Regions from separate parts of the Homo sapiens genome. Here all the other regions are linked to region 1. Evidence: chromatin contacts called from ENCODE Hi-C or POLR2A ChIA-PET data. All regions are on one chromosome and are shown on one strand. Each heading gives the region's core, a stretch centred on a gene start or an enhancer-like site at or near the end of the contact. The rest is flanking DNA. Distances are from core to core; before and after follow the strand shown.

The links. Hi-C counts contacts between places; a loop is a spot of excess contacts on that map. ChIA-PET counts read pairs that join two places held with the same protein, here RNA polymerase II (POLR2A). Pooled maps may share reads with other maps.
Region 2: a loop to region 1 is called in a pooled map, with 2.2 times the contacts of the local background. The contact joins the promoter of SMOC1 here to the promoter of SRSF5 in region 1. A Hi-C loop is called at or near these places in 1 of 50 pooled maps. POLR2A ChIA-PET finds 5 or more read pairs at or near these places in 6 of 52 experiments (H1, HEK293T, HepG2 and 3 more).
Region 3: a map with no recorded cell type shows a loop between it and region 1 (5-fold over the local background). The contact joins the enhancer-like site here to the promoter of SRSF5 in region 1. A Hi-C loop is called at or near these places in 1 of 168 maps with a recorded cell type or tissue (naive thymus-derived CD4-positive, alpha-beta T cell), 5 of 37 single-sample maps with no recorded cell type and 13 of 50 pooled maps. POLR2A ChIA-PET finds 5 or more read pairs at or near these places in 14 of 52 experiments (CD4-positive, alpha-beta T cell, H1, MCF 10A and 9 more).
Region 4: a map of gastrocnemius medialis shows a loop between it and region 1 (10-fold over the local background). The contact joins the enhancer-like site here to the promoter of SRSF5 in region 1. A Hi-C loop is called at or near these places in 1 of 168 maps with a recorded cell type or tissue (gastrocnemius medialis) and 1 of 50 pooled maps. POLR2A ChIA-PET finds 5 or more read pairs at or near these places in 5 of 52 experiments (A549, H1, HepG2 and 2 more).
Region 5: a map of heart right ventricle shows a loop between it and region 1 (10-fold over the local background). The contact joins the enhancer-like site here to the promoter of SRSF5 in region 1. A Hi-C loop is called at or near these places in 4 of 168 maps with a recorded cell type or tissue (cardiac septum, dorsolateral prefrontal cortex, heart right ventricle and 1 more), 3 of 37 single-sample maps with no recorded cell type and 12 of 50 pooled maps. POLR2A ChIA-PET finds 5 or more read pairs at or near these places in 10 of 52 experiments (CD4-positive, alpha-beta T cell, HEK293T, MCF 10A and 5 more).

Annotation. Positions count from the first base shown.
Region 1 is chr14:69,765,549-69,770,197 of GRCh38, reverse strand. It overlaps SRSF5 (serine and arginine rich splicing factor 5), which reads right to left and starts at 3,056. Exons shown (of 8, transcript NM_001320214.2): 1 at 2,943-3,056; 2 at 1,916-2,060; 3 at 1,524-1,594; 4 at 1,302-1,400; 5 at 947-1,016. The coding sequence starts at 2,041. LOC100289511 (a long non-coding RNA gene) reads left to right here and starts at 2,485. Exons shown (of 1, transcript NR_029378.1): 1 at 2,485-3,915. RefSeq lists enhancers at 2,130-2,179, 2,176-2,940, 3,050-3,099, 3,140-3,189.
Region 2 is chr14:69,877,371-69,882,019 of GRCh38, reverse strand. SMOC1 (SPARC related modular calcium binding 1) reads right to left here and starts at 2,604. Exons shown (of 12, transcript NM_001034852.3): 1 at 2,243-2,604. The coding sequence starts at 2,341. RefSeq lists a silencer at 2,417-2,506.
Region 3 is chr14:69,673,379-69,678,027 of GRCh38, reverse strand. All of the region lies in intron 2 of SUSD6 (sushi domain containing 6), which reads right to left. Among named protein-coding and RNA genes, the nearest start is that of SUSD6, 64 kb to the right of the region's middle. Within about 2 kb of position 2,652, at least 4 of the 41 ENCODE cell types and tissues checked have a DNase peak (open chromatin) inside an H3K27ac peak, as active enhancers do.
Region 4 is chr14:69,847,636-69,852,284 of GRCh38, reverse strand. No RefSeq gene overlaps it. Among named protein-coding and RNA genes, the nearest start is that of SMOC1, 29 kb to the left of the region's middle. Within about 2 kb of position 1,789, at least 3 of the 41 ENCODE cell types and tissues checked have a DNase peak (open chromatin) inside an H3K27ac peak, as active enhancers do; they include gastrocnemius medialis, where a contact is called at or near this core.
Region 5 is chr14:69,691,876-69,696,524 of GRCh38, reverse strand. All of the region lies in intron 2 of SUSD6 (sushi domain containing 6), which reads right to left. Among named protein-coding and RNA genes, the nearest start is that of SRSF5, 73 kb to the left of the region's middle. RefSeq lists an enhancer at 1,990-2,039. Within about 2 kb of position 1,974, at least 21 of the 41 ENCODE cell types and tissues checked have a DNase peak (open chromatin) inside an H3K27ac peak, as active enhancers do; they include heart right ventricle, where a contact is called at or near this core.

The DNA.
Region 1 (4,649 bases), core at 1,807-4,306:
AAGAAAAAAAAACAAACAAAAAAACAACAAAAAAGGAAACAGTACATATTTTTAAAGTAAAGACTAAAGTAGAGAAGTTTTATTTAAAAAAACAGAACATTTACAAGACACCAGTTATTTTGTGCCCCATATGTCATTAAAAAAGTTTACTTTACCTTTATTATTATTTCCCTAGGCTAGTCAAGCAGCAAACCATTAATCGGTCGGAGAAACCTTCATGACATATGCCCGACTGGCTCTTCGCCACCCACTTGAAGGACACTACCCAATCGATGGAAGCCTTTAATCGCACAGCCCTCCCTATTAGCGGACTATTGGCGGATGCAGACATGTTCTACTCGAGCAGTTACCAAGGACCACTTTACTGCGATCAGGATTCCAACGACCACCTAATTTCGTATCTTTCAACTCTTTTCGACCGGACCTCTTATTCGGAAGCGTTACAGGAAGACAGGTCTCAACTTAGGGATCAGATCACGTTATCAACGCTCTGGGATCGCTGCAACCTGGCACTTCAAGGAAGTGCACCGATAACGTCTAGACCGGCAAACACAGATCTAGAGGTGGCCAACTGATCACTGTAGGAGCTGACTGGCAAAGTCAACCAGGCCCAACCAAGAGTGACCAAGACAACGATTAGGATAACCCACAGGCACTCCTCGTCATAAGGCCAACGACACAGACAGGCTGGCAAATAAAGGGTTTAATATTTGGTTAAAAATTGATTTTAAAAAACAAGAAAAATATCCTCAAAACATTTACATTTGATCACTAATATTAAAGTTCAAAATATCCCCCAAATTACATTTAATTAAATGTTTAAAATTACAATTCCATTAAATCCATTAATTTAAAACTACTTTTAATAAAACAATACAACATTAGCTACCCATTAACTTTTTTAAAAAGCCACATCAAAATAACTCAAAACTGTATTTCAACAAACCTGCCAGCTGACTCTTGAGGATAAATTCTCAACTATAAGACGATTTTCTGTTCTTACAGGTGGAGCATTTCTGAGGAAGAAAATTCGTATTCACAATGGAAGAAATGCAATGACAGCACTTGTGTTCAACTGTGGGCAAGTTCAAGCCATCAGATATCACAAGCCATTCTAATGACTTCCGTCAATAGATTTGTGTTCTATGACTCATATAGATTCATCAAGAACAACTGGCTAACGTGGGAATAGAAGAACAGATTATACGGCAGGACCCAAAATCATCACTGCTAATGACTCCTGAATCTTAAATGCTACCCCTACAATAATTGTTCAATGCAGCCATCCACCCTTCACATACCGTCTATCATTTCGAGGTCTGCGACTACTAAAACGGTCAGAGTATCGTCCTCTACCTCTTCCACCTCGTGACCGAGCCCTAGCATGTTCAATAGTAACCCTACAAAAAGGGAAGAAAAATCTCCGTTACACACTTAAGCTACATAAATCTACTTAGAAAAATATGCCAGCAGACCCAGTCTGCTCTATGTCCCAGGGTTATCTAGTTACACAGGAATCTCACCTTTCACTACAGAGTTCTTTTCCATCAAGCTCATACACAGCATCATCTGCATCCCTTGGATCCTCAAATTCCTAAAATGTAAGCATAAGACTCTTAACATTGGCTTTAGAAGAGTATTCTACAACACATTAAGAGCACTGAAATCAGGAGACAGAATGGGAAGAGTATCTTAACGACACTGCCATACAGTCAAACCTAATCAAGGAGCCACTGGGAGTGGGGTTCCAGTGAGCCGGCAAGTTAAAGTTGTTTTCAGCCTCAATAAAATTCAGACATAAGGCTGGGTAACATTTTCTGAAGGCAAATATTCCACCCGGACTCAAGATCGAAAACAACTGCTTATCAAAACTCTACCTACTTAGCAGATAATTCACCCAGTTCTAAATACTTACCACAAAACCAAAGCCTCTTTTCAGATCAATATCTCTTATCCGTCCATATCCCTTGAAGAATCTTTCCACGTCCTTCTCCCTGGCCGCTGGATTTAGTCTCCCGATGAATACCCGACAGCCACTCATGATGTCCGGCTAGTACTTCCTATTAGAAAGTAATTCAATCGAGATAATAGCAATGACTGTCACAGAGAAACGCCTGATTAAACAATCAAAAACATCAACGGCATAAAATGTTTACACAGTGATGTTATGAACGAGATTGCCAACAGAGCCTCTAATGAGGCCAGGTTACCTGCAGACAAAATGAAAACCCAGCTCCCTCCCAACACGGTCCGCTACTGGGCCCAGACCGCAGCAACCGCAACGCCCACTGCCACCTTTCCAACTGCGCAGCCGCACACTCTCCGGGCTCTCCGGCCCCCTCCCATCTGCCGCAGTTAGGAAAGGCCGAGAAGTGCGGGCGGAGCCGCCCGCGCCCTCCGCAAAGCCAGCCCAATGGCGGCCTCGCGGGCGCGTCACAGCGGGTGGAAGCCAGAATCTCGCGACGCCTCGACCGCGCCTGCGCCAACAGCAGCGGGCGGGCGCTCTGCGGCCACAAAATGGCGGCGGTGGAATCAAAGGCAGCAGAGCTGCGCGTGCCAAATTCCCTCTTCCCTTCTCCTCCCAGCAACCCCCTTCTCGGGGGTCACTGCGGCCGCCCTACAAAAGGCCCAGCCGCATCGCCAGCAAAGTCAGGGAGATCCCGGCCCACTATTCTACGTGTCCAGGAGATGAAGACATTAAGACTGGCAGGGACGGGCGCACAACCGCTGTGTAAAAACGACCCGAACAGTGACCGCCCTTTCACCTCAGTACCCCTCAAACAGTATGCCAAAAGGGAGACGTGCCCCAGCGCCCACCTCGAATCAACTGCGCTCATTAGACGCCATCCTCCGCAAAGAGAGCAGCCCCGGCCGCTCACGATCTGAGCGGCCATGAAGAAGCCTCGATCCGAGAAGGCTTGCCCTCAAAGTGAGCCACTCACCTACCGGACGGGGTCTTTGGCGGCTGAGACCCAGACAGGTCCGTAGTCTGCGACGGAGTCGTCGACCTCCACGCAGACCAGGACTTAACTCGTCTACGCCACTCCACAACTGACGCACTTAGCAGCTCTGGCGCTCCACAAAATGGAGGGCGCGTCCTACGTCACTTCCGGGGACGCCCCTGGGCCTTGGGTCCACCCCGTTGGACCTAGGGAAGACGGAAGTTTTGGGAGGGCCGGAAATTTAGGAGGATGTGGGCCTCTCTGACACTGCGAGTGACCGAACCCTGCTCCCGCGGTGGGTGGGGTCGGGGGCGAGAACTCGTTTGGGCTCGGCCGGCTGGTGCCGGAGTCTGGAGGGACATCTGTTGACGTCGTTCGCCCCTGCTAAGTCCTTGGCGTTCGGTTCATCATCATCTCTCCCAGAAGAGTCTCCTGAGAAAAGTGGCAACCCTTCTTGTATCTAAAGTTTTTCTTAGACACCCAGAAGATTACTAATTAGGAGAAACTTAGCTTTGCAGAAATACCTGGCCTTTCCTTAGCTCTTGCTGCTTGCAATTTAAATTTGCCCTCAAAGCAGGGAGCTCCTAGATGTTCGAGTTCTTTTTTCAACCATGCCACAGCTGTGTGGTTTTGTTGTGGTGAGAAGACTAAGGCACTGAAGTATTTTTTAAATGAAAGGATTTTCACTGATGAAATGTTGAAAATGGGACTGCAGCTAGAAGGCTGTCTTGAATTGAGGCTGGAATACAGATTTCTGCATGTCCGTCACTCTGGGAGAGTGGCTGGAAGAGGTTTCAAGCTGTTTTTTGTTGTTTTTTTTGAGACAGTCTTGCTCTGTCGCCCAGGCTGGAGTGCAGTGGCGCGATCTGGGCTCCGCCTCCCGGGTTCACGCCATTCTTCTGCCTCAGCCTCCCGAGTAGCTGCGACTACAGGCGCCCGCCACCACACCGGCTAATTTTTTTGTATTTTTAGTAGAGACGGGGTTTCACCGTGTTAGCCGGGATGGTCTCGATCTCCTGACCTCGTGATCGGCCCGTCTCGGCCTCCCAAAGTGCTGGGATTACAGGCATGAGCCACCGCGCCCGGCCTCAAGCTGCTTTTAAGTCCAAATGGTATTTGGTTAATCCTCTCCGTTCAGATTTCTGTAATGTAACACATGAAAGTTTACAATTCTTTAGAAACAGACAATGCCGTGCTTTCAAAGTGGGTGTAAAACACAGCCCTCCATATTAACTCCCGCGTTGTCCCGATAAGGTTGGTAGACCTAGAAACTTAGGCATAAAGAGATTGCTTAACTTCGCTTTAATGCTTTTATGTAGAACCCAGTGCACCCCATTTTTGAGAAGTGCCTGGAATGTGGAGTTGCATGCTTGCAACTAGAGTTAAACAGAGAAAAAGTAGTTCCGGAAGGAGAGCAACTGACCCTTAACTCGACCTCAGGGGCCTTTAGGCACTCAGAACTGAAACTTGGATAGTTTGTAAGGGATAAGCTTGTCCATTCATAGTTATATGTACAAATAAAAAGAGCCTCAGTGAAGTTAGTTACCTATAATGTGGGAGTTAAGGATGGGTTTATAACACAATATGTATTTAATGTATTTGTTCAATGAAAAGAAAAAAATGTTACCTAGTTGTTGGCCTGATGAACATTGGCATTTTATAATGCACAAATTGTCCCAAACCAGTTGGTATTTAATTACATTTGTT
Region 2 (4,649 bases), core at 1,355-3,854, 110 kb before region 1:
CTTTCTTTAACAGAAACAGCATCACTCGGATGAACACTCACTATAGCTGCCTGGTGGTGGGGAGAGCACACAACTTTTCAATCCATATAAACTGGAAGCTCAGGCAAGTCGATTGGCCACCCTGAGTCTCACTTTGTCATCTGTAAAATGGCTTTTAAAAGACCCAACTTCTTGTTCTCGTTCGAGTAAGAGATCATGTAAAGTGCCCAGCCCAGATGTTCATAAGTGGTAGCTCTTATTGTTATCTATAAACACAACCAGGTAACCACATGCTCGAGACAGCACCTTCTCCTTGGTACTTTCTAAACACACCAAGATGTGTGTGCACATGTGTGTGTGTGTTTGTGCATGTATGTATTTGAGTGAGAGAGAGAAAGAGGGAAAAAAAGAAAGAAGGAGAGAGAGAGTGTGAAGCAGCTTGGACATACACCAGCCTATTTACAATTCCTGCTTACGTTCCATCACTTCTATCAAATTAATAAACTAGAGGAGCTGGAAGGAACCTAACCACGGTGCCTGATTTCCCCTCAAGTCCCTAGCTTTCCCCTAAAGGTTGCTTCCTCTGATTCCAGGAGGCCAGGAAGGAGAGCCATATGGCTTGAGACTCTAGACAAGCCCAGCAGCAAACAAACGAGCCCCCCACCATTTGTCTCAGGGCCTCTCTCCTTTCGACCCTCCTGTGGGCGGCCATCCAGATTTCAGTCGGGGTGCTCTGGTCTGCATCTCTGTCTTGACTGTTCCTAATTATTGGAGGGAACGCATGGCTCGCCTGACCTCAGAGTTTAAGAGCTCTGAGTCCTAATATCAAACCAAGCAGCTTCATTTAAAAGGCATCCTCATCTGCATCCATAAAAGTCACTCCTGGAGCCCTTACTTGCCCCAGCTTTGGGAATGCCTGCTGTCGAGGATTTATGACACGCCCTGGATCTAATCTGCCACACTTTAACTGCTGCTGTTGCACATCTGGTCATAAAAGCAAGGGCTGGCCCAACACGGGGACAAACACTTTTCTTTCCTAAATGGCTGCAAATCTGATCTCACAGTGATACCTGGGCTTGGATGTAATCAACCCAGCATCTGGGCAGTCATTAAGACTTGTCAAGCATTGCAAGACTTTTTCTCCACACGACAGCTATAAAGATGATTCTCATATAGTAAAAGCTATGAATAAACAACCTGCAATCTGAACAGGTGGTAAAGGGCCAGGCCCAAGGATGTTCAAGAAAGAAAGCACGAGTTGGTTGAGCCAACCTTGTTTTCACAAAGATCCTAGCTACTTTCACATGGACTCTCAGGCTGCCAGTTAAGAGTCAATTGCCCTGACATAAACTGATGCTTGGCCAGAGATTGCCTGGATTAAGTTTGGTCAAAAGAACCACTAGGTCGTTTAATAGTACATGTTTCAAGGCAGTGAAATTCTTTATTAGACCAATTGGTGGGGGGTGTTGCGGGGATAATCTAGACCAGAAATGAACACAATACTGTCGGTTCCAGGAGATTTTACAATGCCCTGGACAATCTGTCCTGTGCACAGAATTGGCAGGTTTCATGTCGTTCAGAAACTCCAATCAGACCAAGGTTCAACGAGTAATTCAACCTCCCAGCACTGAACCCAGGGGGAGAGACCCCTGAACATTGCGCAACTCTCCCCTCCCACCTCTTTACAGTACCCCACCTCTGACCCTCTTCCAGTGCCTGCCCGGCAGGAGGTGACATTAAAATTATCTGCTGTGGGTTTTACGAGCAGTGATCGCTTTTTAAAACAACAACACAAGGTCCTTGTGTGGCTCGCGGGTAACCTAAAACTCTCCAGGCAGAGCTGCACCCGCCCCCGTCCCAACCCCCGCCGCCTGCCAACAACTCCAGCGCGCTGGACCGGGCGCCAGCGTGAGACCACAGGGAAGCCCTGCATGAGCGGAGAGCGAGCTTCTCTCCGACGCAGGAGGCACCTCTGAGGGTCTTGAGCAAAATGCAGGAGAGAAGAGATTGGGAAAGAAAACCCACCAGTGACAGTTCGGGGACAGGGGAGGGATGGTGGGTCAAGAAAGGGAGAGTGGTGGTGGCTCCAATGGGAGAAAAAAAATATTTCAGCAACTTCACCAAGCCCGCAGGGGACCTGGTAGTAGACAGAGGACAACAGGTCTCTGACATCTCTCTTCCCCCTCCTCCTTCCCTCAGGGATGAGGGGGGAAGCAACCTCCCCTCCCTCCGCAGGTGGGCGCAAAGCTGGGGGCGCACTTACCCTGGGGCCTGTGGTGCGGTGGCCGCGAGCAGGGGACAGCTGCACCAACACCAGCAGCAAGTGGGGCGTGAGCAGGCGGGCGCAGCGCGCGGGCAGCATGGTGCCAGCCAGGCTGGGCAGCCGGCAGCGAGCGGGGTTCGCGGGCTCCGCGGGGCGCACAGCGCGCCTCCCTTCCTTCCTTCGCTCGGGGCCCTCGCGGCGGCGGGGAGCGGGCCGTGGTCCTGCGGCGGGGGCTCGCAGAGGCTGCGGTCAGGGGACACAGTCATGAACCGCGCAGGAGGGGAGCTGGAGCGCGAGCGTGTGCTCTGCGCGCGGCGCTAGCTCCGCTCGGCGGGGCCCAGGCGGCAGCAGGTTGGACGCCTGAGCCCGGGCCATGGGAATTCCCGTTATAAACCCCCGGGAGGGGCGGGGCGGAGCACGGCGGGCCTGATTGACGGGCCAAGAGGCCTGTTGAAGCCGACCCTCTGGCAGGTGAAAGCCAATGGGAGAGGGGCAAGAGGAGCCACTCGTGGTCAACCCCCCGCCGAGGAGCTCCGCGGGAGTAGGCCCCGGGAGAGAGTGGGATAAAGAGTAACTTTCTCCCGGCACTCCTGCCCGAGGAAGCCTGAGAGAGCCCCAGCAGCCGGCACCCACCAGAAGGCTCACCTGGCTAATAATAATGCCTTAAGCATGTATATTTCTTAGCTCAAGCTCGTGATTGTCCCAACATCCTGGTGAAGTAGGCAGGGAAAATACTCCTAGCCCCATTTATCAGATGAGAATGCTGTGACACGAAGGCGCCGAGAGATCTGCCTCCCTGCTGCATCTGGGAAGAGTAACTGGGAAGTCGCTGGATGACCCGCACAGGGTGGGCTGTGGCGTTGGAGTGGGGAATGGGAGCATCCACTTCTTTCAAAGACTCTCCCTGGGAGGTGACATCCTGAGTCTCACAGCGGCTGCCCCGGGAGAAGTCGCAAGGGACAAGGTGAAGCGTGTGCTGGGCATTGGCCGCTGGGGAGGGCCTCTTGGGTACGGTAACCCCCTACACACACACACACACACACACACACACACACACACACACACACACACACACACATCTCCCAGCCCTATGGTCCGTATGATCCAGGATTGGAACTCAGGCATCCTAGCTTCCCCCTCTGAACTGGAGGGCAAGGGGCAGCCTCTCTATAGCCCAGCAGCTCTGGAAGAGGCGGGCAGAGAGGCCCTGGTCCCCTGATGGGAGACAAGGAGGAAAAGTATAGATGAGGAGGCGGCAGTCTGAGGATGCAGAGATCCCAGAGATGGGGTAGAACAAGGAGAGGAGATCTCTCCCGGGTGCCCGACCCTCTTGGAGAGGACAGCTCAGCGGAGCTTCAGTCAGATGTTGGGGGGCTCTGCCCAGGGCCATCCCCGGAAGGCCATCTTGGGAATGGTCACAGCTGCATCACACCGGCTCCTCAACAGAGCAAGGTGCTCAGCTGCCTTCAGTGAGACTGACATCTCCAGGAAATCACAGGGAAGGGGGCGGGGGGGCGCAAAATGAAACCCAGAGCGATCTCCTTATGTGGAGAACAACCTTTAGTGCTTACTTCCATCAGTATGGGCTACTTCGCAGGGAGGGATTCTTTTCTATAATTTGATTGTAAGCATCAGTGCCACACTCCCCCTCCCTATCTGGTCTGAGAGGTCCTAAGATTAGCTCTGCTCCCTCAGGGCTTCTCTCCTGGATTCCATGAAACAGCTTCGCACCTGACTCCTGAATTCAGTTTTGCCCTCTCTCCACACTGGCCCCATCCAACCTCCACACGGCAGCCAGTGTGTCTATTCGCTATTTAGAAGCCAGTGATCCTTTTAAGCAGCAAACCGGAACTCACCATTCCCTGCTTAAACGACTTCCCCTCTCCCCATTGCCCTCTGACAAGAAAGCTCAGACTGGATGCTGGAACAATAACAAAGTACTTGTGGTTCTCCAAACAAAAATGAAGCGCACTTCTAAAAGAATGGTCTATCTTTTCCTCCACTGGGAATGAGTGCTTTGGTCAGACAGACTCTGGAGCTGTACAGCAGGGTTCAAATCCTGAGTCTGCCACCTAGTGGTATAAGCTTGAAGAAGTCACTTGACTCATCCAGGGTCCCGTTTTTCTCTCTGTAAAATGGGGATAAAAATAGTATCCCCTGCCATGAGATGTTGTCAAAAGTAAAGGAGATGGAGTCTTTAAAGCCCTTAAAATAATTAAGTGAAAAGTATCACAATATGGCATTTGAAGAGGACAGGACAAATGCCTCATCTCATTTTATCCTCAGAACAATCTTCTGAAATAGGTCAGACATTCCTACTTTACAGGTAGATAAGTGAATACTCCATGAGATTGTGACTTGCCTGGCCTCATTTGGCTGGCAAATGACAGAGCCGAGACGCCGAGAC
Region 3 (4,649 bases), core at 1,403-3,902, 92 kb after region 1:
GCACATCAACTTAGGATACTGGTCATCTCTGGAGGAAAAGGTCTGAAGCAAGTATGGCAAAATATTAAATCTGGGAGGCAAGTATCCATGTGTGATTACACTCGTCTCCATTTTTTAAGTTTACAGTGGAACACATTACATGTTTATAAGTGTTAATTCTTTTCGCCTATAGTATTTTTACAATGCCTCCAACCTAAGGCATATCACTTCTTAACAGGGTATTTGGTAACTTGGTGATTGTTTTCTAATCTTTATAACCACCCTAGGTACCATATGGTCACAAAATATAGAAATAAATAATTAGATTCATCAAGACTGCTAAATCCTCTGGCAGATCTGTTTCTACTCACCCCCTGATTGACCATGCAGCTGTCTCCACTGCTGCCACCCACCCCACCCACTCCCCTCTGCAAAACAGTCATCTGAAAGCTAAGCTACCAAACAGGTCTGTAAAAACACTTTTCTTTTTTTTTTTTTTTTTGAGACGGAGTCTCACTCTGTGGCCCAGGCTGGAGCGCGGTGGCGTGATCTTGGCTCACTGGAAGCTCCGCCTCCCAGGTTCATGCCATTCTCCTGCCTCAGCCTCCCAAGTAGCTGGGACTACAGGCGTCCACCACCACGCCCAGCTAATTTTTTTTGTATTTTTAGTAGAGACGGGGTTTCACCGTGTTAGCCAGGATAGTCTCGATCTCCTGACCTTGTGATCCACCCGCCTCGGCCTCCCAAAGTGCTGGGATTACAGGCGTAAGCCACCACGCCCGGCGTAACAGAGTAACATGAGTAACTCTGAGCAAGGCCAGAACTTTGTTTCAAAGGTACTCAGACTCAGTGGGTTTCCCCACCTGCCTTCAAATCAAGCTGGCAGACAGACTGACCCAGGTGCTGTCAGAGTCAACTTAACTTACACAATTTATTATCCACTGTCCCCATTCCTCCTTGGTTTCATCCTAAACACTCTTAGTCCTCTTCTCATCAAGTAAGACCTCTATGATATCAAAACCCAGGTCCCTGGTTCCTAATGCTTTCTGCAACACTAAGGGCATGAGAACACCTTGGGTTATGGTGTTTCTCAAAGCCTGGGCCACCTCACCACCTTCACCATAATAACGGGAGCAGCTGACTGACCAAACAGTTTCTGCCTCTGGAAAGGAACAAATGAAATCTATACCTTTCGGTTCTTCTCTTCAGGCAGGAGACCTTGAGAGGCTGGGGAACTGTTCTACATTATTAGCAAACTTTTAAAGAATGCAGATTGCTGGGCTGTACAGAGATCTACTAAATGGTTCTTTGTGGGCAAAATATGTGGGAATCTCATTTTAAAAAGCACAGTAAAGGCTGTGGGCGGTGGCTCATGCCTATAATCCCAGCACTCTGGGAGGCCAAGGCATGAGGACTGCTTGAGCCTAAGAGTTCAAGACCCACCTGGGCAACATACTAAGATGTCATCTCTAAAAAAACAATTTTTTTAAAAAATAAAAACATTAGCCAGGCATGGTGGCATGCACCTGTAGTCCCAGCTACTCAGAAGGCTGAGGTGGGAAGACTGCTTTAGCCCAGGAGGTGGAGGCTGCAATGAGCCGTGATTACCCACCACACTCCAATCTGGGAAACAGAGCAAGAACCTGTCTCAAAAAGGAAAAAAAAAAAAAGAAAAAGCACAGTAAAGTTGGAGGAGCATCACCCCAGAGGATACTGGTTTTCTAAGTCTGAAGAAGGAAACAAACCTTACCACCTTCTTTGTATCCCCGAGTCTGAGGTAGTCATATAGGAACCAAAACTCCTCCTCACCTCTCTCTTGGTTTGAGTATTGCCTTTCCACCATGCCCAATTCAAGTCTTGGCTCTTCTGGGGAAGCCTCCCTAGACAGACATCAGGGTTAATTCTCTTCTTTCTAATAGCATTCAGTACCTGAATCACTCAAGGGCAACTAAGATGAATTGTCTTATCTTTTCCCCCCATTAGACTGTGAGACCCTGACTTCCTTGTACAAGACCCAATGCATACATAATAGGTTCTTAACACTTAAGTGGTTGAAGTCATACTAAAGACAATAGCATGGGAAGTCAGCGTTAAAAACAAAACCAAACCATCAAACAAAACAACATAGTACAAAAAGCAGAGCCAGGCATGGTGACTCCCACCTGTAATCCCAGCCACTCAGGTGGGAGAACAGCTTCAGGCCAGGAGTTCTAGACCAGCCTGGACAACACAGTGAAACCTCATCTCTAAAAATAATAACAATAATAAACAAAAAGTATTTGATTTGTAATGGGAAGGCCTAGGTTGAATTCTGGCTTTGTCCTTTACTGGCTGTGATGGTTTACCGTGAGGACAACAATATGACATGATATACAAGCAAGTGTTTGTACATCTTGTCAACTGCCAATAGTGATTAGCTGTTGCAGCTATTGCTACCTGCTATTTCTCTGACATCAAGTGGTGGTTCATATTATTTATTCCTCTTCAGGCCCAAGAAAAAAAAAAAGCACAGAAACTGAAGTTGCAACTATAAAAACAGATAGAGAAAGAAAGCCCCAGAGACTACAGTTCCCAAGGTTTGAGTTTAGCCACCATCCTGCTGGAATCTCACCTACCTAGTCCTCTGGACGTCCACCAGGGCCAGGAGGAGGTGCTGGGAACACACTCAGTTACTAGGACAGTGCCTGGCACACACCCCAGGCAGTCTGTAAATGTTGAGTGATGAAAATGAGTAATGAAAAGCTTGCATATATATTGCCTGGGATAAAAAGAGAATTCTCATGGGGACCCTCTTCCACCTGCACACCAAGAACTAAGCAGTTTTATAGAAGCAAGGTGAGCAAAACTGAGGCCCCCAGGTAGGTGTGAACTTAAGCACGGCAACAGTCTCAGCTTCTGGAAACAGTGTCAAAGCCAGTCATTAAAACCATCTTCAAACCATTCTTCCAGTAAATGAAAAAGCTGAGTGCAGTTTCCAGTTGTCTCAGATTAAAGCAGAGGGGTGGGGGGGAAATGAGAAACAGAGTCAGGGTTTCCAATTACTGCTAACAGGAGGGTGTTCAGAAGGGAGGAAATTAATGAAATCATCAAAAGCCTGCTGATTTTACTTCAAATGAATCAAATCAACTTTAATCTTCCCTGTTTCAACAGAGACTTCAGGCTAGTCAGTGCCTGAGCTACCTGAAAGTTGCCCAGGCTGGATCAGAGGGGCTAAGTAACAATTAACCAAGGCCGAAAAATTTGTTTTGCCCCTTCAGATAGAGGCTGAAAAGACAGGGCCAGGCAGGCTGTACTAACTCTAATTCTCTCCAAGCCAGGAGTCTTCTGGCTTGCCAATACAAACACCATCAGGCTCTGGTGGGAAATAAAGGCTGAAAACGGGGTCAAATTCAATCTGAAGAACAGCAAATTCCCCTAGGACAGTGAAAACATTCCCAGCTACCCTAGACAAAGTGGGCAGAAGAGACAAGGAGGAAGAGTGGGGAGCTCTGGAGGAACCCCTCACATAGATGGCTTGCATAGGGTGTTTTATGATTGTCTTGTGTATACTTTTAACCCCCAAAGCACTCGACGTACATGCTAGCTCTGCCAGAGTGCTGAGGAGTAAAAATGAGTACAAAGGAAGCAGGGAAGGAAGGATGGAAGCGAGGAGGGCAAAGGAAGACAACTGTACCAAGTTAAGAAGAAGCGAGAAAAGAAGAGGTAGCTGGATACAACCGCTTATTCCATCCATCCAGTAAGCATGCACACAGGCCTACCATGAGCCACACACTGTGCCAGGCAGTGGGGAATGTCGAATAACAATCCTGAGCACCCTGGAAACCAGAGCTGATCAGACAGCCTGTGAAGCTGGCAGTGGGGTAAGATAGGCAGGCACGACAGTGATGCAGTCATTCTCTCTGTAGGCAGGTGTTATGGCAGCAGCACAACTGCAGGTGCCAATGACTCCAAAAAGAAAAGTTATTCTCTCCAATTCCCAAACTTGTCTCTAGTTTCACTTTTGGCGAGCCAGTCTCTGGATGGGATTCTGATCAACAGAAGTTCTCATACACGGAAAAAATAAAAAACAAGTAACAAGCCAGCAGAAGTTCCTGACCCTGAGGAGGAAGCTGTCAGGGTAAATCATTAAAGAACCCAGAATATCAGAGCACAAAAGGCACCAGAGAGCTAGTCCACACTCACATTACCCTTGAGTAACATGAGGTGCCTTCAGTTACTGTCCATTAGAGGCAGTGCTAGGGCCGATGCCCAGGACCCCGGCTCAGGGTCCCGTTCTTCATACCACAGAGCCCAGACTGAGGAAAGGCATCCGAAAATGCAGACTTTTAGAACTCACTGCTGCCTCAGGGGGCAGAATAGGAAATGAAAATGATCCAGCCCCGGGGCTCACCAGGTCTGGCTCCTTGCTGTAGGGTAGTATGCAAGGACCAGACCAGCATGGAGAAGAGATACATCTGCCAGCATCCTCCCTTAACCTCTTCTCAGTTTTATTAGGTTGGCCCACCTGCAGTAGCCTATTTCTGAGAGGGCCACTTGTCTCCCTAGTGGGTTCAAGATTTCTCCACCCACTCTGTCCTCACCTCAGCAAAATTTGCTCTGAAAAGAGTCAGACAGGTTTTTTTCAGCCCAAGTATAAATTGGTGGTTCTCAAAGTTTGGTCTTCAGACCAG
Region 4 (4,649 bases), core at 540-3,039, 83 kb before region 1:
TTCAGTTATCAAAAATCCTAATCCCTCATCCTCTGAGATGCTGGTTGCTTTTTACTGTCCCAGTTTCCTATTTCCTTTCTTTCCAGATGTCTGTTCCTCTCTTTGAGCTCCTCAAGCCCTTATCCTCTATGTTCCCTAGAACGGGCTCAATTTAAAAAGATAAGGCCTATCCCCAAGTCTCTGAGCCCCCCACCCATGAGCACGTCCAATAAAGTGCAGCCCAGGACGGTGCTGGGGACAGGCCTGAAGTCCAGTAGGCCCTGATGCCTCTAACTTCCCTATGGACCTGACACTCTTCCAAGAGGTACCTTTGGTAAAAGTCATTTCCAGTAGAAAGTCAATCTGGGGAGTAAGAAGGCCAGAATTGGAAAAACAAATATGATGGAGCCCAGTTATAAATCAACTCTGTCTATGTGAGAAGAAGGCAGTTGAACTGAAACAGGCCTCCGTTCAGTGTGTCCCCAGAGCCTGGGGCTGGATTTGGGTGGCCTCTGAACTTTGGGGACTGGGGAGTGGAACCATTTCATAAGCCAAAGCAGCAAAAGGCCACAGTATGCTGCAAAGGCAGAGGCAGGATCATGCACAAGTTGCAGCCAAAAATGAAATCAGGTGAAGCCACCTCCCCAGCACTGTGGGCCAGTGGTGGGGCCAGCTGCCTGCAACAAAGTCCTCTCCCTACTCATTTCAAGATGAGGCTCCTGCTCCATTTTTGCATAGGTGACATCTCCTTCCTTCACCAGGTGTTTTCCCTGATGTATTAGCAATTCCAGTGGCCAAGGCTAGTCTTGCTACCTGGCATAATGAAATGGCGGGGGGGAATGGGGCAGCGTGTTGGCTCACCCTCTGTGGGACAGTCTTGGCAGAGAGGAATGGGAAGCATAGTTGAAGGAACTAGAACCACTCCCAACCCAATGAGGCCCAAGAAATGTAGACAGACAGATACCCAGTTTAAAATGCCTCAAGTACTCCACAGATACTCAGGTGCTGGTACACAGAGGTTGACCTTGTCTGATGCAGCCAACTCTTCTCCTGCCTCACCCACATGAACCATGTGGGGCCGAACTTTAAGAAAAGAATCCCACATGGCCAATTGGTTTTCCCAAAAGATTAAATTCCTGAGCCCAGCAAAGATGAGTATGCCAGCACATGTAGCATGACAGGGATGCTTTAAAACAGTGGTTCCAACAGGGGGCAAATTTGCTCCCCAGGGAACATTTGGCAATGTCTGGCCACATTTTTGGTGATCCTATCTGGATGATAGCGCCAGGGATGCTACAAACATCCCACAAGGCACAGGACAGGCCCCACAACAAAGAATTATCCAGGCTAAAATGTCAATAGTGCCAAGGTTGAAAAACCCTGCTTTAAAGTTAAACAGACCTGGGCTCAAATTCCAGCTCTACCACTTCCTAGCTGTGCGATTTTAGAGGGCCAGTAATCTAAGTCCTGGTTTCCACATCTGTAAACCAGGGATGGTAAACACCTAGCTCACAGTTAAAGCAACTCACTGGAGAGGTTCAAGAAATAGTAATCTTCCTTTTTTTTTTTTTTAACTTAAAAGAATGTTCTAGGCTATCTTTACTAGAATCACTAAAAGAATGTGGCATTTGGGTAATCACTGATGAAGTCTTCCAGCCCTGAAATTGCCCTTTGCTCTTGCTGCTGCCACCTGTCTCCTCAAACAGAAACTAGAAGCCTGCGCACGGAGCCTTTTTGGGAGAAGCCTTCAGGACACCTTCTATTCTGAGTCACAGCAGCCTCCGCGCCACCTGCGGCCAGCTGCACTGTGGTCCCTGGCTGCGCCCCCAGAGACCCAGCCATGGCGGGGCGGCAGGGGAGGGGCCGCCTGGTTTCCGGTGGAAGTGGACTTGAGTTCGGCCTTTTCTTTTGAACCACGCAGCGGCCAAACGTCAATTAGCAGAGCCCGGAAAAATGAGTGCGCTCTGCGCTCTCCGGGAGGAGGGCAGGGCGCCCCCGGCCCGGCCTGGGGTTGCTGCCCTGTTCCCCCTATTGTGCCTCCAACAAGGGCGTTTTATTGAAAAGAGCTGAGTGCATCTAATGCAGTTATCCGTGTCCGCCTCATCGGGCTGTGGGCTGGGGGGCGAGGCACGCAGCTGCCGCCGCCTCACACGCTCGCAACAAAGGAGCGCGCCGTGGAGAATTTGCTCCTCTTTGAACGGCTCATCTGGTTTCCATTTTTGAAAGGTTCCCCAACCCTTCCCTTCCACCCAGCCCCCACCCCACCTTCACCCCCTCCTTTCTCTGCTTTGCTCTAGCTGTGCCCCTTGGGGGAGGGCGCCCCACGACCCCCATACAGTCACCCCCTTATGCGTGTTGGAGGCATGGGTGTCCCCCCTACACCCGGCAGGGCCACACGTCCGAGCTGGACAAACACACGCGGCTTCATGGCCAGCCTGAACCGCGTTCCCTGGCCTGGGCCTCAGTTTCCCCACCTTCAAAACGCCATGATTGCATGCCAGCTGATTAATGGTCTGTGAGTCAACGAACTGATTTGTAAAGCATGTGGCAAGTACATGATAGGATAATTCAGAAAATTTTAATTGCCTTTAATTTTGCTGGAGATAACCACCATCAACTTTCTATTTTCTTCTAGTCGTTTTCTCTGTATAAGAAGTCATATACAAAATTACCTTTCGATTGGGATCAGGTTGTTATGCAGTTTTATATCCTGCTTTTAGTTATATCTGGAGGCATTATCCCATGCTAAGAGTCTCTGAAAATGTGAGATTCTTAACTGCCAAATATGCCATCATGGGTTTGTACCATAATTGATTTAACTGGTTCCCCCACTGTTGGACATTCAGGTTGTTTTCCTGTTTGCTTGGGTGGTGGTGGTGGTTTTTACCCCACTATTATAATTACAAGGCCATTTTTAAAAATAGAATCCTCACGTGGCTTCCCAAGTTGACAGCTGGATCTAAACCCCTGCTCCACTATAAATCAAAGGCATACGGCAGGCACTTCCACCTCTTCTGAGGGCTGGCACGAGGGGAAAGGTCATCACTGGCCTCCTCCTCCCCTGCCTGACACCTCCAGGCACCTGCAAGTTGGAAATTCACATTTGAATCATGGCCCCTGTAAATTATGGCCTTGGGCAAATTGTATAACCCTCAGTGCCCTCAGCTACACAATGAAGATAGAATCACGCTGACCTCAGAAGGCTCTTGTGAGAACTAAATGAAACAAGATACACAATGTGCTGAGCATGTGACTAGGACACAGCTGCCAGGCTGTCCCACTTACTCACTGTGCGACCTTGGGCAGGTTTCCTAGTCCCTCTGCGCCTCAATTTCCCCACCTATAAAATGGGGAGTTGTGAGGATTAAATGAAGTAATACATTAAAATTACAAAAAACTATGCCTGGCACATACTAAGAACTCAGTAAATTTAGCTATCATTATTGTGCACCTGCCTGCCCTGCTTGTGAAGAGTAAGGTCAGCTCCCCCACCCCAACTAGTTTTCTCTTTAATCTCCCACAACTAGCCCATTCCAAACCCTATCAGTACAGGTTCTCCTTCCAACCTCAGGCCCAGCTCCACTGGAGGAATCCTAAGCCCTCAGAAAACAGGATCCCAGATGAGATACTGAGCTTGAGCAAAAAGCCCAGGCCCCAGAGAGATCCTCACAGAGCACCCCAAACCCCCTCCACACCCCTAGCCTCTGCTTCTGGCATTAGCAGTCTCCCCGGCTCAGAGAAGGGGACTGGGTGGGAGTGAGGGGGCTGCCTTGTCATGGCTTTCGATCTCCTCTCTCAGGACATTCTGTTCATTTGTCCAAATAAGAGTAACATCAATAGCAGTGGCCACCATTGACTGAGTCCCAGGTGTCAGACCCTGCAAAGTGTTGTGATGGCGTCTGTGAATTATCAACCCATTGTACAACAGAGGATGGAGACTGACCTCAGAATGATCAAACAAGTTTCCCAGAGCCATGGAGCAGAGATTTGACCTCATGAGACTCTGACCACAAAGTCCTGTTCTTCCCAGGACACTACATGGCTCAGGTTCCTTTATCACTGAAATTGAAGTGGCAGAGTCACCTTTTCTGGAGTGTATGCCCTGAGAAACCTAAAAATGAGAGGCCATTTGGGGTAACATTGCCAGGTTTAGTAAATAAAAATACGGGACACCCAGTTAACTTTGAATTCCAGATAAACAACAAATAATTTTTTAGTGTAAGTATATCCCCATGTAATATTTGAGACATACTTATAATAAAATTTTTCATTAGTTATCTGAAATTCAAAGTTAACTGGGTGTCCTATATTTTATCTGGCAACCGTAATTTGGAGGCTTCATTAAACTCACCTGCAACTGGTTCAGCAGATCAGAGGTACAGTCTTGGTGTCTGGGTCACATCACAATGACGTGGTGTCACCTAATCCCCTCCCATCTCTGTACCCCTTTTATAGCTCAGAGGTTAAGTGACTTGCCTAAGATCATAAGACTAGCCCTTGAATCGCACCCAGGCCCACGATCCCAAGTCCCCGGATACAGTGCCCAGCAAAGTGACCACTGCAGCCCCAGGGAGGATCTGTGCTTTCCAGGGTAAAATTTTCATTCAACTGCATTGACACAAGAAAAATGTGGACAACATCTGAAAGTTTCAACAGATAATGCAACCTAA
Region 5 (4,649 bases), core at 725-3,224, 73 kb after region 1:
TCTCAAAACCCTTTCTTATATATAAAGGTTATATTTCTACTTCTAGCCTTCAATGGTTTGTAGAAGCAAAGAGATCCAGAGAAAAAGCAAGGTCAATACAGAGAACAAAGGTGTTTAAATGTATAGTTCTGTTTGTTTTGGAATAAGGAAAACAGTAATTATTGCAAACAGATAGTTTATTACCTGTGCCAAGTACTCTTCTGGGTTCTCTCTCTACATGAAGCAGGTACTATATTTTCTCCACTTTACAGATAAGGACAATAAGGCTTAACTGAGTTGAGTGATCTGCCTCAAGCCACACATTTGTAATTGGCAGGGCTGGATTCACCAGGAACTCTGGCTTCTAAGCTGCAAGCCTGACCACTCAGTTAAGCCGGGGCCTGCTGAGGGGGGCAGGGCATCAGGAAACCTGCCAGGTTCTGTTTTGTGGCTCATTTCCCCATTTGATGTGCTCAGCCTATGGCTTTGGAGACATCCAGCTACTTCGTACAGCATATAAAAGAAAGAGTTATACCCAGTATGAACAGCCTTTTTCAAAGGGGAGGTGATTCCCCTAAAGAAAGCCTCCCAGGCAAGTTGGAATTAGAGCATTCCAGACAAATACAAAGAAGAAAAAACAAGTGATGACATCTGATATGGTCAAAAGGTTTCTTCTGAAGCCTCCTAATAACAACAGCTTGTGTTCACTGACTACAGGCCAGGCACTATCTGAGCACTTTACATATGTAACTCATTTAAGTTTCACAAAAAACCCTCTAGAAACATAACAATGCATTACACAGATGAGCCAGGGGTTGAGATACTTGCTCAATTTCACCCAGCAGGTGGGTGGCACAGTTAGGATTTGAACCCCAGAAGGCTGTATTCCCATTCCACAGCACTGGGCAGTATCAGAGGGTCTCGGAGTCAGGCTTCTCTCACACCCATAATCTGTCAAGGGAGCCACAGATGGCAGAGTCCAGTGACAAGGACAAACTGGGTACTGCCCGTAGACTCTGGGCCTCAGTTTCAATACATGAAGGCAATGAACCAGATCACCTCTGAGATCTCTTCTGACATTTGCAAATTTGTCTAAAGTTGGCGGGCCTCACTACCTCTCCAAGGTTCCTTCGCAAAAGTCCTGCAACCATTGTGGTTTTGGATACAGCACAAGGTGTGAGGGGCTAGAGATCATCCTGTCCATGCAGAAATTCCTGCATTGGGACAGATTCCTGCTGTGGACTTGTGGTGAGAGCCGGAAAACAGGCAGGAGTCCCACTACTTAAGAGATACCTGGGGCTGCTCTGGTCCATGGCTCTGCCCAGCCTTCTGGCTTCCCGATCCCGCCAAATAGTCAAGTCTAAAACAGGCTGCAGTGAGAGGGAAGTGAGATGGTTTCTCATGCCATTTGCAACCTTCCTCTCCTATGAGACAAATCTTCCTAGCAGTCAGACAGGAAGCCTATTGTCCAGTCAGGATCCCTTTTCTCATGAGAACTTCCCACTCACTGGGGGAGAGCCAGCCTGCAGTAGCTCAAGCCTTTTTCAGGGTGTGGCACCAGAGCTGGGGTGGGAGAACACAGGGAGAAACCACCCATGGCTCAGGATACCTCCTGTGGCTCTTCTCGGGCCCCCACCACTGCCTTCCTAAGAGAGGCTCAACCTAAGCCCTCCTCGGAAGATCAGCAACTGACAGGTGGGACAGGCCTCGGACCTGTCCATCTTGTTTTAGGCCTGGGCCCCTCACTTCCTCCCCCTCACAGGAGAGGGAAAATGCCAGCCAGAGGCCTCAGAGCCAACAAGCACTTTCTTTTACTGCACCCTGCCTCAAACATAAAAACTCCTGTCACCTGGAGTTTTCATGTTTGAGGCACAGCGTTCAATAAAAGAAAGTGCTTTTAGTGGCACCTAAGCCTCTAAAGTCCTTAGTCATTCAGTCAAAAGTACTGTTTCTCTCCCAGCCTAGAAACCCTGAACTGAAAGCACATGCAGTCAGCTGGAACCCCACCCATCTCCAAGGTTCCAAGGCCACCTTCCCAGGCATGGCCAGAGAGAAACAATGAGCAGCACAGGGTGGAGCTTACCAGCTTGGGCTGAGACTTCACGGCCTGGGGTTGCACACTGCTCCAACAGTTACCCACTGGGTAGTCCTGGGGAGATCTTCCTATTCCTCAGTTTCCTCATTTTTAACATGGGGATTCAAAAGGTTAATCACAACTATGCAGGTAAAGTACCTGGTAATGGGTCTGTCACATACTAAGTGTTCAATAACAGCAGCTTTATTATTCCTCCTCTGGGTTCCCATTACATCATCTTCACTCCTATTTGTAACCTATCACCATGTTGTAGTCTCTGCAGGTTTTCTCACAGGTTGGTCCTTCCTCCATTTCCCCAATAACCACCAACCCACACATCTAAGCCATAGGGCAGAGACTTGTTCTGCTCATTTTTGTATCCCTAGTACCTGACAAATAATCCAGGAGATAGTAGATGCTTAGTAGAAAACCAACGTGACTTGCAAAATTTTGTCCTTATTTCAAAACACTGTCTTGTTTTCAACTGCAATGAGCCACAATGATTTTTGATTTGAGATGAGTCAATAACAGACAACGGCAAAGAGCATCCCTCTCCAGGGTACAATTTGTATTCTCCAAATTGGTACCTAACTGTGAAAATACACTGCCTACCTAACAGGACCAGAGCCACATGGAGTAAGAGCATAGTCTTGGGGGTCAGACAGATGAATCTGGGTTTGACCCAGGGGCCTGCTCTGCAGCCTTGTCAACTGTCATAACTCCTCTGAGCCTTAGTCCTTAGCAGCCAATATCCAGCTCCACAGGTTTTTTTAGAAGACTAACAAAACTGCATACTTGAAAGGGTCTTGTATCATGCCTGGCACATTACTAGGCACTGATAAATTTTCATGTAGCAAACTAAACCCTTATCTCTGATTTTTGGAATGGGCAAAGGCTTTGGTAAAAAGAAAAAGGATTATTTCAGAAATTTCTGGATATTTGGAGAGGGGGCAGGCAGAAAACAGAGCAGGATAAGCACTTTGGGGGGTGTTGTTTGCTCTCTCCTTGTTCCAGTTCAGTAATAAGCCGGCTCCTTTTTCACTTCCCGTTCTCGACAATACAGCCCAGGCTGCTCTTGGCTGACAAATGGACTCCATATGGCCTGTTACCCTTTCACCTCCTCTTGTTCTTGCAGCTCAGGGACCCAGGGAAACAGGCTGCCAGCTGGGGCTGGGAACCCCTCCCCCTCCCACTGTTACCACTGCTACAAGGAGGGGCAGGCCAGAGGACCATTCTCCTTTATCCTGCTGCTCCAGGTACAGGGCTAGCCCACTCAGTGCCCAAAGCCACTACCACTGCTATAGGTCAGTACAGTGACCTATAGAGCAGAGCCCACAGCTGTCTCCTACCTCCACCTCCAGATGGTGGGATGACAATGGAGGTAGGGAGCCAGGCTATTCCACGTGTATTAGCAAGTGTTACTGTTTCCCTTGACAGTGGCAGTTAAAGGCTTAAGAAAAAGCAGAGAATGCTTATTTTTTCCTCATCAGCCATTGTCACTTCTTGTTCTCATCTCCTTCACCATATCACCTACCTGAGCTAAAATATGTGTTTGCTCTCCCCTCTCAGAATTCCTCATCTCCCAGAGGAGATGACTGGTCCTCTCAGGAAAGGCCCAGATGGCTGTTTACGGCAGCTCAGAAGGAAAGCTGATGAGCAGGTGATAACTGACTTAGGAGTCTGGCTTAGAGTTTAAAACAGGGTTGGACTCTTGGGTACAAAGGCCAAAATTGTGGTTTCATTTCCAATCCTACCAGCTAATGGTAACTCCTAATGCCAAGTACAGTCCCAGGCATACACAGCAGGGCCTCAAGAAACACACAATCAAATTTAAAACAAATTTAATGATCTCTGTTGCCAAAAGGATACAAGTAAGGAAGAGAATTAACATTTATCACCAGGCACTGCACTGGTACTTTAAAAGTGTTATCCTATTAAATTCTTCCACCCTAGGAAGAAGGTGGTATAAAACTTGATTTGTTCAGAAAAAACTGAGGCTCTGAAAAATTTAGTAATGGACTGAGGTCACCTGGATTCTAAGTACTAGAGTCTGCATTCAAATTCTGGCTGGCCCTTCTACAAGGAAGCTTCTTGATTTTTTCTGATGCCACCAGAAAAAAATTTACCCCAAGACCTACAAAGTATAACATAGGGGTGGGATACATATGGACAAAAGCTGCTATAATTCCTGTTTGGAGAAGAATATGGCCTGGTGAGTTTAGTTGTGCCCAGAGGACTCAGTTCATATCTCAGGTGGGGCCACATTTTTCCAGAGAAGTGGAGGGAAAAGGCAGGACAGTTTCCTTCACTAATTTCTGTGTACTACACACAATGGAGCTATTTAAGGATCACAGACAGCAAAGTTGCAAGTGGGAGAAGATATGTAGGCATTTTCAGCTGAGAACACATGACTTCTTTTTTTTTTTTTTTTTTGAGACGGAGTCTCACTCTGTCACCCAAGCTGGAGTGCAGTGGCATGATCTCAGCTCACTGCAACCTCCGCCTCCCGGGTTCAAGCAATTCTCCTGCCTCAGCCTCCTGAGTAGCTGGGACTACAGGTGTGTGCCACCACACCGGGCTAATTTTTGTATTTTCG